2 separate regions of the Homo sapiens genome follow, and region 1 is linked to region 2. A link is a contact called in ENCODE Hi-C data. All regions are on one chromosome and are shown on one strand. Each heading gives the region's core, a stretch centred on a gene start or an enhancer-like site at or near the end of the contact. The rest is flanking DNA. Distances are from core to core; before and after follow the strand shown.

Region 1 (5,122 bases), core at 2,540-5,039, 450 kb after region 2:
GATGGTGTCTCACTATGTCACTCCGGCTGGAGTGCAGTCACTCTTCTCAGGTACAATCACAGCGCACTGCGGCCTGGAACTGCTGGGCTCAAGCTATCTTCTTGTCTCAGCCTCCCAAGCAGCTTGGACCGCTTGGGTATGTAGTGGTGCACTTGACCTCCAGATGTACACCGCTGACCTCGGCTATATTTATTTTTAATGCTACATATTTTTTAAACATTGAAACTATCTCAAATTTATAGACAAGCTGCAAGCATGGTACATAGAAGTGCTTTTCCCCCAAATGCTTTGAGAATAAGTTGCGGATATGATGCCCCAACTCACCTGAACATCTTTGTGTTTATTTTCAATAAACAAGGACAATCTCTTACAAACCGTAATACAGCCATCACCATCAGGAAATTAATATCGACACATTCCTACCATCGAATCCTCAGATCCCCTACAAGATTCTCACTGGGTTAGAACAACGTGCTGTGTTTAGTTGCCACATTCTTTGGTTTCCTTCAAACAAGTCCTCAAACTTTCTCTGAATTTTGTGATCTTGACATTTTGGAGCTCACTGGCCAACTAGCTTGAAGAATGGGCCTTAATTGGGTTTCGTTTGATGATTAGGGCCAGGCTACGCATCTTTGGCAGGAACACCACGGTCATTTCTTCTGTCTGCATTGTTTCCAGGTAAGGAAACCAAGAAGGTGGGAAAGGAAATGTGAAATGGCCTCTGAAAAATCCTGAGGTGGGAAAGTATGTGGCATATCCTACTTTAAGTCCTTTCTGCTGCAAGGATGTCCTCATTTGCTAGATTTTCACTGCAGCTGATCCTGGCCAGAACCCTCCTGACATCAGGGAAGAGGCTAGAAGGGGTTAGGGGCTTTTTAGAAGTTGTGGGCGGTGGGTGGGGGAGTGGAGAGGGGTGCCGCACTTTCCCCAAGAGACGAGGGCGCTGAGCTCCCGGTATCCTCTAGGTGGCGCACAATTCTCTGGGGAAAAGGAGAATTCCAGGTGAACTAATTCCACGGGAAGAAGGGTTGGTTTGGGAGGGGCTAAGCCCTGCCTACGGGCTCCTGTAGGGGAATCAGCTCCCCATCCCCCTGCTCCCTCCAGAGCAGCGCCCAGCATTCAATCATTCGCTCGCATTTATTTGTCTCCCGCCTGCCTGTGGCCAAGACTTGCCATTTGTAGGTCACAGCACAAAGCGGAGGAGGGCAGGGTTGTCTGACTTGGAGCTCAGGAAACCTCGGCTTGGGGCTGGTTTTGCATCTGAGTTGCTGTAAGACTTAGCACCTTTCTGGGTCTCAGTCGTTCCAACAGTTCAAAAAAGTGAGGATGGCCGGGCGCGGTGGCTTACGCCTGTAATCGCAGCAGTTTAGGAGGCCAAAGCGGGCGGATCTCGAGGTCAGGAGTTCAAGACCAGCCTGGCAAAGAGGGTGAAATCCCATCTCTACTAAAAATACAAAAAATTCGCCGGGCGTGGTCGCAGGCGCCTGTAATCCCAGCTACTCGGGAGGCCGAGGCAGAGAATTGCTTGAACCCGGGAGGCAGAGCTTGCAGTGAGCCGAGATCGCGCCACTGCACTCCAGCCTGGGCGACAGAGTAAGACTCCGTCTCAAAAAAAAAAGTGAGGATGTCAGCTTGGCTAGATTATAGTCCTGCTTCATCACCCAACCCCCAACCCCTATCTGTCTCCATCTTGAGCCCACCCTGGCCCCAGACTCCTCCTCTGTCCCATAAGAAAGGATTAAAATCTCACAAACTGATGAGAATGAAGTGTGAAAGGGCCTACAGGGTTTGAATGAGGGGGGAGGGGCTGACGCTTCAGAGCTAGCTCTACCCCCACAAAGGGGAGGTGGGGGGAGGGAGCTGGAAGGCTTGGAGGGACCTATCTTCCTCCACCCAACTCCCAGAGCTAAGCAGTACCGTGGCCCCCCACTCTTCCAGTGCTGCTGGCCTATGGCTTGCTTATCAGGGGTGGCACCCCCACTAATGCAGCACGGGGTGTCCAGGGACTGAGATCGGCTCTCGAGTTCCCCTGTGGCCACAAACTGTCCTCTGGACAGTTGACTTGCTTGGCGGTGCCTCATTTTCTTTATCTGTAAAACGGGCCAAAACCACTTTTGTCACAGAGTGACATCCTTGCAACAGCCATACTGCTGTTTAAAATCTTCCATCTGCTTCTCCTTCCTGCAGGGCAGGTGTAAAGAAGGCCTGGGGTGACCCAGCATCCTGACTTGGAGAAGATCCTATGGGGGAAGAGGGCCATGGAGTGGTCATCGCAGATAAGGGGCCCTTTGGTGCTTTCTGTCCCATGTGCGCTAATAATTCTTCAGCCACAGACAGCATCTTGCGACATCCAAAGTACTCTCATATCCATGACTTTATGTGACCCTCACATTCTACCTTGATTGGTGGGAAACTGAGGCTGGTAAAAGGAGATGTGACTTGCCCAAGATCACACATCCAGCCAGCAGCCAAGTCAAGCTGTAGAGTGCAGTGGATAAGAGGATGGTATCAGGCCATCCTGGCTCTGCTGTGCTTAAGCCGTGTGGCCTTAGGCATGTCATTTCACCTCCCTGAGCCTCGGCTTCTTCATTTATCAGTAGGAATAGTGCAGAATTGTTCTGAGGGTTAAATAAAACAAACAGAGTGACATACTGGGTGCCATCCTGGTTTTGGTAACATTCAGAGCCAAAACACACCTTTCTTGGTTCTAAGTGACTATATCTGGGGAGTGGGGACTTGTCTTTTTTTCCTCCTACATCTTGCATCTCGCTGGTATGATTTCCATGTCCCATCACATCAGTCTCTTCCCCAGGTCTTCCAGGCTCCACTGTCAGCACTAAGAAGTCAGGGATTGGGTGTGGCTTGCTCCCCGCTGTAAGCCCAGCACATAGCACAGCACCTTACACTGAGTGAGAATAATGGCTCATATTTTAAGTGCTCGCTGTGTGCCACTCCTGTGCTAAGCACTTTCTCTGCCTCTTTTCATTTAATCCTCACAATTCTACAATGTAGGAGGTATGATTCTCATCCCCATCACAGCAGTGATGGAACTGGTATCAGAAAGGGAAAGCAACCAGCTCAGCAGAGCCAGGCATGTCTGTGCGACTCCAACACTCAACCGCACGGCAGGCTCAGCAGCTGTTCTCTGCTTATAAAGCACATGGCGCCTGGCACATTGGTCACCCTCAATCCATGGCATTGGATCTTTGTCACCTGACTGTCATCATCCCTTCTGACTCTCAGTCCCTCCTCTGAACAACAGCTGTGTGTTGGCCCCATTCATGTCCCACCAATGCCCAGTCCTTTAGGGGGCTCCCCAGCTAGCCAAGGTGACCCCATGCTAACATTTCCCAAGCTCTTTCCTCAAATTTTATCTCCATCATCAATGACCAACTCCTCTGTGTCAGAGGCAAACAGCTCCCACCCGTATTTATTTCACCCCAGCTTTGTCTATTTATAGGAAGCTGGCTTGTCCTGACGCTGTTTCTGTTAACAAGGCAGGCATCTCAGCCAACTGGGCAGAAAAGCAGCAGAAACCTTCAGTCCTGCCCATAAAGGCCCCAGAAATGTCTCTGCCTCCAGAGGTTTTTGAGAAACTGCTGCAAGGGGAATTATGAGTGTAAACTTGCCCCCTCCCTCTGCCCGCCCCCCAGCCCTCTCATCTGGACAATAACAGCTCCCATCTCATCTCTGAGAAACCATTCCCGAAGGTTCCAGCTGAGTGCAGGATTAGGCCTCAGGGTGGCAATTAGCTGATAAGGCGATGACTTCACCCAGAGCAGAGAGAGCCTGGCTAGCTGGAGCCTGTCCCTGCAGGACACCCTGCCCTGGGCCTCTCTCCCTGGACTTAGAGACAGGAACCCTGGCCCAAGGCTTGGGGAAGTCTCTTCCCCTCTCTGGACCTCTGATTGCCCCTGTGTGAAATGGAGCATGTTCTGACCTTCACAGGCTTGTGGGAAGCTCCAGTAAAATAAGAAATAAGATCTTGCTCAGAAAGAATCCCTGGCAGCAGTGCATTGCTGACCATAGACAACCATAGAACTGGAGCCTTTTCTGGAATATTCCTGAAGGAACAAAGAAAAGAGGCACTGGCCAGGGAATCAGGTGGACCTGAGTTTCTGAGCACAGGCCCTGTGTTCACCAGCTGTGTGCTCTCAAGCAGGCTGCCTCCCTTTCCTCTCTGTAAAATGGGACAGTGTTTGTGCCTTGTCTTCCTCGCACATGGTTTTGAGATGCAGAGATAACTGAGGAAGGAGAGCTGAGCGGATAAGATCACAGGTTTCAGAGCATGTGGGCCTGGCTTCGAGTGCCTGTTTGACCCCTTACTAACTGTGTGCCTTTATGTTGATGGCTTGTATAAGACCTCGGTTCTTGTCTTCTTAGTTTAAAAGAATTTAAACAAGAGACACCCAGCAAAGGAGGTGAATCATAGAGTAATTTCTCGAAAAATAAAAAGATATTTTGCAGGTGGATCACTTGAGATCGGGAGGTCAAGACCAGCCTGGCCAACATGGTGAAACCCCATCTCTACTAAAAATCAAAAATTAGCTGGTTGTGATGGCACGTGCCAGCTCCTCAGGAGGCTGAGGCAGAAGAATTGCTTAAACCCGGGAAGTGGAGGTTGCAGTAAGCCAAGATCATGCCACTACACTGCAGGCTGGGCGACAGAGCAAAACTCTGTCTAAAAAAAAAAAGCAGATTCCTTAAAAATGACCTGGGAGATAAAGTGGGATCTTGCCCCTGCCTGCCACTGGGACCCCAGCTCCCAACCCCTCTCCCCTTGCCACACTGGTTTTCTTCTCTGTCTGAAAAAAGAGAAAAGAAAAAAAGAAAAAGAATATTTTGAAAGGTCAGGGTGGGCTGCTCACGAGGATGAGTCAGCCAAGACTGGCACTAGGGAAGCTCCCTTTACAGGAATCTTCCAGCATTATTCATAAGGAGGTAGGAAGAGGTGTTACTATTATAGTAAGCATGTTCTGGGTGGTCTCTGGGTGCACATGCTCAGTAGCCACACATACTTTTTCATACGTAGCCTGTACAGTTCATTAGCATCTTAAATCTCCACCCAGGGGTGTGTTTTTACTATTATAATGAGCAAAGGGTCAGTCTGAGGACAGGTAAA
Region 2 (5,562 bases), core at 2,532-5,031:
TTTTTAAAAAAAGGGAGCCAGGCATAGTGGCTCACACCTATAATCCCAACAATTTGGGAGACTGAGGCGGGAGGATCACTTTAGGCCAGGAGTTTGAGACTAGCCTGGGCAACATAGCAAGACCCTATCTCTACAAAAATTTTTAAGATTTCTGTCCCACTTCTATCTGTGTGACTCAAGATTTACATATGAAGAAGGTGGTCAGCATACCTGTGTTCCCTACTTCATGGGTATTAATCAAATGATGAAATATTGTAAACCCTCCTTGTGAATTGTGGAAATGTCAGGATGGTTTTTCTTTTGTGTGTGTGTGTGTGTGTGTGTGTGTGTGTGTGTGAGAGAGAGAGTCAAAGAGAGGGAGGATCTCACGCTGTTGCCCAGGCTGGAGTGAGTGGCACAATCATAGCTCACTGTAGCCTTTACCTCCTAGGCTCAAGAAATTCTCCCACCTCAGCCTCCCAAGTAGATGGAGCCACAGGTGTATACCACCACACCCAGCTAATTGTGTGGGGGGGGCGGGGGGAACACACGCATGCGTGAGTGCATGCATTTGTGTAGACAGGGTCTCACTATGTTGTCCAGGCTGGTCTTATACTCCTCAAGTGATCTTCCCACCTTTGCTTCCCAAAGTGCTGGGATCAGGATGGTTTTTCTGATGATGGTGGGATGACTTATTAGCTTTTACTAGTGGCACTTGAAGCCACCAGGAATTTAACAGAAGACCCATCCAACCACAGATCCAGGGGAGCCACAGGATTTATTTGCATGTTGTTTGCATACAGTTTAAGAATAATAATATTATTGACCAGGCGTGGTGGCTCGCACCTGTAATCCCAGCACTTTGGGAGGCCGAGGGGGGCAGATCACCTGAGGTCAGGAATTCGAGACTAGCCTGGCCAACATGGCGAAACCCCATCTCTACAAAAAATACAAAAATTAGCCAGGTGTGGTGGTGGGAGCCTGTAATCTCAACTACTCGGGAGGCTGAGGCAGGAGAATTGCCTGAACAAGGAGGTGGAGGTTGCAATGAGCCAAGATCGTGCCACTGCACTCCAGCCAGGGTGACAGAGTGAGACTCTGTCTCAAAAAAAAAGAATAATAATATTATTAATAATAAGAGCTAAAATTTATGGAGCCTTTGCCATAGGCACTTAAACCCATTACATGTAATTTTATTTAATCATCACAACAAATATATGGGGTAAGAACTATTCTAATCCTCCATTATATATAGATGAGGAAACTAAAATTCAGAGAGGTTAAGTTGCCCCAAATGCCAGGCTAATTAATAAATGAGACTTGGACCGAGGCAATCAGCTCCCTTCCCCATCCTCCACGTCAGAGCCTGCTGAATGAGCCAGGAGGATGACGAAATCAGACTTCTCAGAAAATGGCAGCAGGATGTGGTAAACCCGCTTTGAATCTTAGGGTCATGCAGACCTGGTGTGCATTCCAGCTTTACTACTTCTTTTGTTGTTGTTGTATTTTTTTTTTTTTTTTTTTTTTGAGAGGGAGTCTCACTCTGTCACCCAGGCTGGAGTGCAGTGGCGTGATCTCGGCTCACTGCAACCTCCGCCTCCCAGGTCCAAGCAATTCTCCTGCCTCAGCCTCCTGAGTAGCTGGGATTACAGGCACATGCCACCACGCCCAGCTAATTTTTGTATTTTTAGTAGAGACAGGGTTTCACCATATTGGTCAGGCTGGTCTTGAACTCCTGACCTCAGGTGAACTACTTGCCTCAGCCTCCCAAAGTGCTGGGATTACAGGCGTGAGCCACCGCGCCCAGCCCAGCTTTACTACTACTGAACTGCATAAGTGGGCAAGTGATTTATCTCCTCTACACTGCTGGTTTTTCCTCCAAAAGATGAAGATAATATTTCCCCTGAAAGGAGGTTGTTGTGAAGATTAAATTAGATAATACTTAAAGCACCCAGCCTAGTTACTGTCGACATAGAGGTCCATTAAATATTAGTCTACCCCTGTGTCCCCATTAAAGATGAAAAAACCAAAGCACCAAGAGGCTAAATGTCTTAGCCCCTGTGACCCAGTGTGTTCCCCTAGACTTTGTAGTCAGTCCTCAGGCCATCTCCAGATGAGATTTTATCCTTGCTGCAGTTAGTAGTCTAGGACCTAAACTTTTCTCAGTTCTCTCTTAGCTAATTTCTGATCTTCTCCCTCCTGGGATCCTGAGAGAGAGAGAGCTACTGGAAGCCTTTATGCAGCCTCCCTCCTTTCTTGCTTAAAAGGATAAATGAGGGAAGGAGAGGCTAAAAGCTCCCTTGGTCATCAAGAGAATTAAGGCGAGGAGAAGGGGTAATGTGGAGGGCAGAGATCAGTGGCTCAGGTCACGCCTGCTCTCCAGTCAAGAGCCTCTTAGCTCTAAGCCACCCACTTAGGTACAGCAAGATTCACTTAGTGGCACAGTCTAGAGTCACATGTGGTATTAGAGCTGAAAAAGACCATAGAGATTATTACATTTTCAGCCAAGCTTTATATGTGGTAGATGAGGCATCATAGGGAGATTAACTTGCTCAGAGACTCTCATTAACAGAGCTGGCCTCAGCACCCCAGGGTCCTGGCTCCCTGTCCTCTTTGCCTTGTACCACTCTGACTCCCATGACCTTGCTAGTTCTCTGCAGAGCCATTGGCCCTGGAACTTGGCATAGTCAACGCTACGGTGGTGAACTTTACCCTCCCACTGCCATCTTCTCCCCAGTACTCTTGCTCTGCTGTGTACCACTTAGGCTTCTGGCTACCCACGACCCCACACTAAGGTGCCTTCTCTAGGCAAAAACCCAGGTCCCAAAGCTTCCCCTATGCCCATTTCTCTATCAAAACTCACCTTTCCAACATCCTAAACAACTGTAAGATTCAAAAGAAAGTCTGCTATGTAATAAACTCCCCCATGTTCATGACTGATAGTGGACTCAAATGGTTCTATGGTGGTTTCTTTTTAAAACTGATCTCCTAGAGAAATGAACCTTTACTCGAAGGTTAAGGCACTTAAGGTAGAATTCTGGGAATTCTGAAGCAGAAAATCCTCCCAGCACACCTCCAAGAGTACAGTTGAGACAACCACCACCATTGCCACCATGTGATACTAGTCCTGGGTTAGAGGTATGTGTGTTTTCAAGCACTATCTTGATAATGATCTGGTCTCTTTTATGTATCTGAGAAATGCCCTTCTTCTTATCATACCAAATCTAAAGGCATTCATCTCCATTTCCTTGGAGCTCTCTTTTAATCCATCTCTCCTTTCCACCCAGTGCCTGCAGTCAAGAGAGTGCAGGAAAGGCGAGGAGGGTCCCAGCTGCCCTGTTACTGCTTCTTATAGCAACTCCCGAGGCAATTACATTCACCCCTTTCTAAAATTCTCAAGCACCAAGTTTCAAATGCCTCATTCCCACAGGACTTTACCTCTTTCTTACAATGCTGTCTAGGTAAATGGTAATAATGAAAATGATGGTGGTGCCAGATGTAATGGGTTTCTTCTCCACGTTATGATTCATGGTGGTCTGAGGGATAGAAAGAGCCCATTTGGATAAGCACAGTAGTCAAGAACTGAAGTTTATGCCTGCTGTCTTGACATAATTATTAATAGTGCCTTTCACTCTCAAAAGTGTCCTGGTTTGGGTGACAAACTATTTGGTCATCCTATTAGGAGCACAGGCTTTGAAGTGGATTTGACCTGGGTTCAAACCCCAGCCTGTTTCTTACTAGCTGAATGACTTTGAACAAGTTACTTAAGGTCTATGAGCCACAGTTGCCAAATCTACTGATAGAGAATACTATTAGCACTGAGTTCACAGGGTCATTTGGAAGGACTGGCCTTGCACATTGCCAAGCACATGGTAAGATTGCAACGTGAGTCACCTCCAATTCTAAAGTTACAGAGCATACATTGTACAACTTCATTTGTGGACTCACCTAGGCAGGAAAGTAGACTCTTGAGGATGTTTTGCATTGGAAAAACCTGGACTTGTAACCAGACAGACTAGCATTCAAATCCCAGCTGCACCACTCACTAGTTCTATGACCCTGGGAATTTAAATGACCTTTCTGAGCTTCACCTTGTTCATCTGTGCAATGGGGATTAAAATCTCAGAGTTGTTGTGAAGGGAAAATAAGATAAAGGTATTAGAAAGCACTCCATATGAACTCAATAAATGCTGCCTCTTATCATTACATTTGCCCAGGTACACATCCAGGGTTCACTGGTAAGGGAAGAAGCAGATCTAGCCCTGTGCTCTTTCAGTTATATCTTATGGTCTCTGGGGACTGCATTCTTCTTCCTCCATTGATCAAAATGTTGTCCTAAGCCATCGGCATTATTTCCCACTCTAAATCCTTCTCAAGCTCTCCCCCTCTTTATCATGGAAATTAGAAACAAGAAAAGGAAGCATCATGATGACATGCAGCTGGCCCCAGGGTTTTTGGATTAGAACCAAATTTCATGTTTGTGGAACTGATGTCAATTTGCTGGCTATGTGACATTGGGCAAATTACTCCACCCCACTGAGCTGCAATTTCCTCCTGTGTAAAAAGAAAATAATACCCTTTGCAGGGTGAGCAGCAAACCCAAGTCATTCTAATTCCCAAGCCCATGCTTTTAACCTTTATTCTGCTTCAAGTTCAAGAGCTGTTTAGTCTCATGGCCATTTGGGCAGCAGTTAAGATGATAGCAGGTAGTGAGACCAAAGTTTCTGGACTAGAACCTACGTTTCAGGTGCATGGGATTGAATTCAAAAGATTGGGATTTGGGCTAAGGTATGAAGTATGACGCTACCTCATTCGAAAATAGTGTACAAAGCATCTGGCCTGTTTTTTGTTTTACATAACTATATCCCTGTAGCATAAACCATGGCCCACCAGCCAAAACCATCCTGCCACCTATTCTGGTAGCGTTTTACTGGAGCAGAGCTATGCCCATTAATATATGTATGCAATATGTCTGCTTCCTTGGAACTATGGAAGATTGAATTGTTGCAACAGAAACTGTATGGACTGCAAAGGGTAAAATAATGTGCTATCTGACCCTCTACAGAAAAAGGTTGCAACCCTGCTCTAGGGCATAATACCACTTTAAGTTTTAATAATGATAATTACAAGAATACGTGGTGCTGAGTGCTTACTCTATGCTGAGTGCCGTTCTATGGCTTTATATGTATATCTTATTTGTACTTGCAATAAATCCATGATATACACAATTATTCCTATTTTATGAGTAAGGAAACAGACAGAAAGAGGTTAAATAACTTGCTGGAGATCCAGTGGCTGGTAAATGGCACAGTTGGGATTCTAACCCAAGTAGTGTCAAGTATTACATTTCCTTGGAAGTTTGCAAACACATTTTCTTTCCTGATCAACTTGACCACTCATGATATGAGAGACAATTTTAGATGGTTCATAAACACCTTATTAAGAAACATCCTCTCCTATGGTGAGAAAGCCATTCCCTTTCAAGTTCACTTTAACATGACAAATCTCCCTTTTAACAGAGAGAGTGAACAGTCTTTTCACACACAGCAGTACCTTGCTAAAATTTAACTTCTAAATTAAACT

Evidence for each region. Hi-C counts contacts between places; a loop is a spot of excess contacts on that map. Pooled maps may share reads with other maps.
Region 1: a map of K562 shows a loop between it and region 2 (2.5-fold over the local background). The contact joins two enhancer-like sites. A Hi-C loop is called at or near these places in 1 of 168 maps with a recorded cell type or tissue (K562), 1 of 37 single-sample maps with no recorded cell type and 3 of 50 pooled maps.

Annotation. Positions count from the first base shown.
Region 1 is chr5:154,520,147-154,525,268 of GRCh38, forward strand. No RefSeq gene overlaps it. Among named protein-coding and RNA genes, the nearest start is that of HAND1, 44 kb to the left of the region's middle. RefSeq lists an enhancer at 863-1,466. Within about 2 kb of position 3,790, at least 3 of the 41 ENCODE cell types and tissues checked have a DNase peak (open chromatin) inside an H3K27ac peak, as active enhancers do.
Region 2 is chr5:154,074,075-154,079,636 of GRCh38, forward strand. No RefSeq gene overlaps it. Among named protein-coding and RNA genes, the nearest start is that of MFAP3, 38 kb to the left of the region's middle. Within about 2 kb of position 3,782, at least 2 of the 41 ENCODE cell types and tissues checked have a DNase peak (open chromatin) inside an H3K27ac peak, as active enhancers do.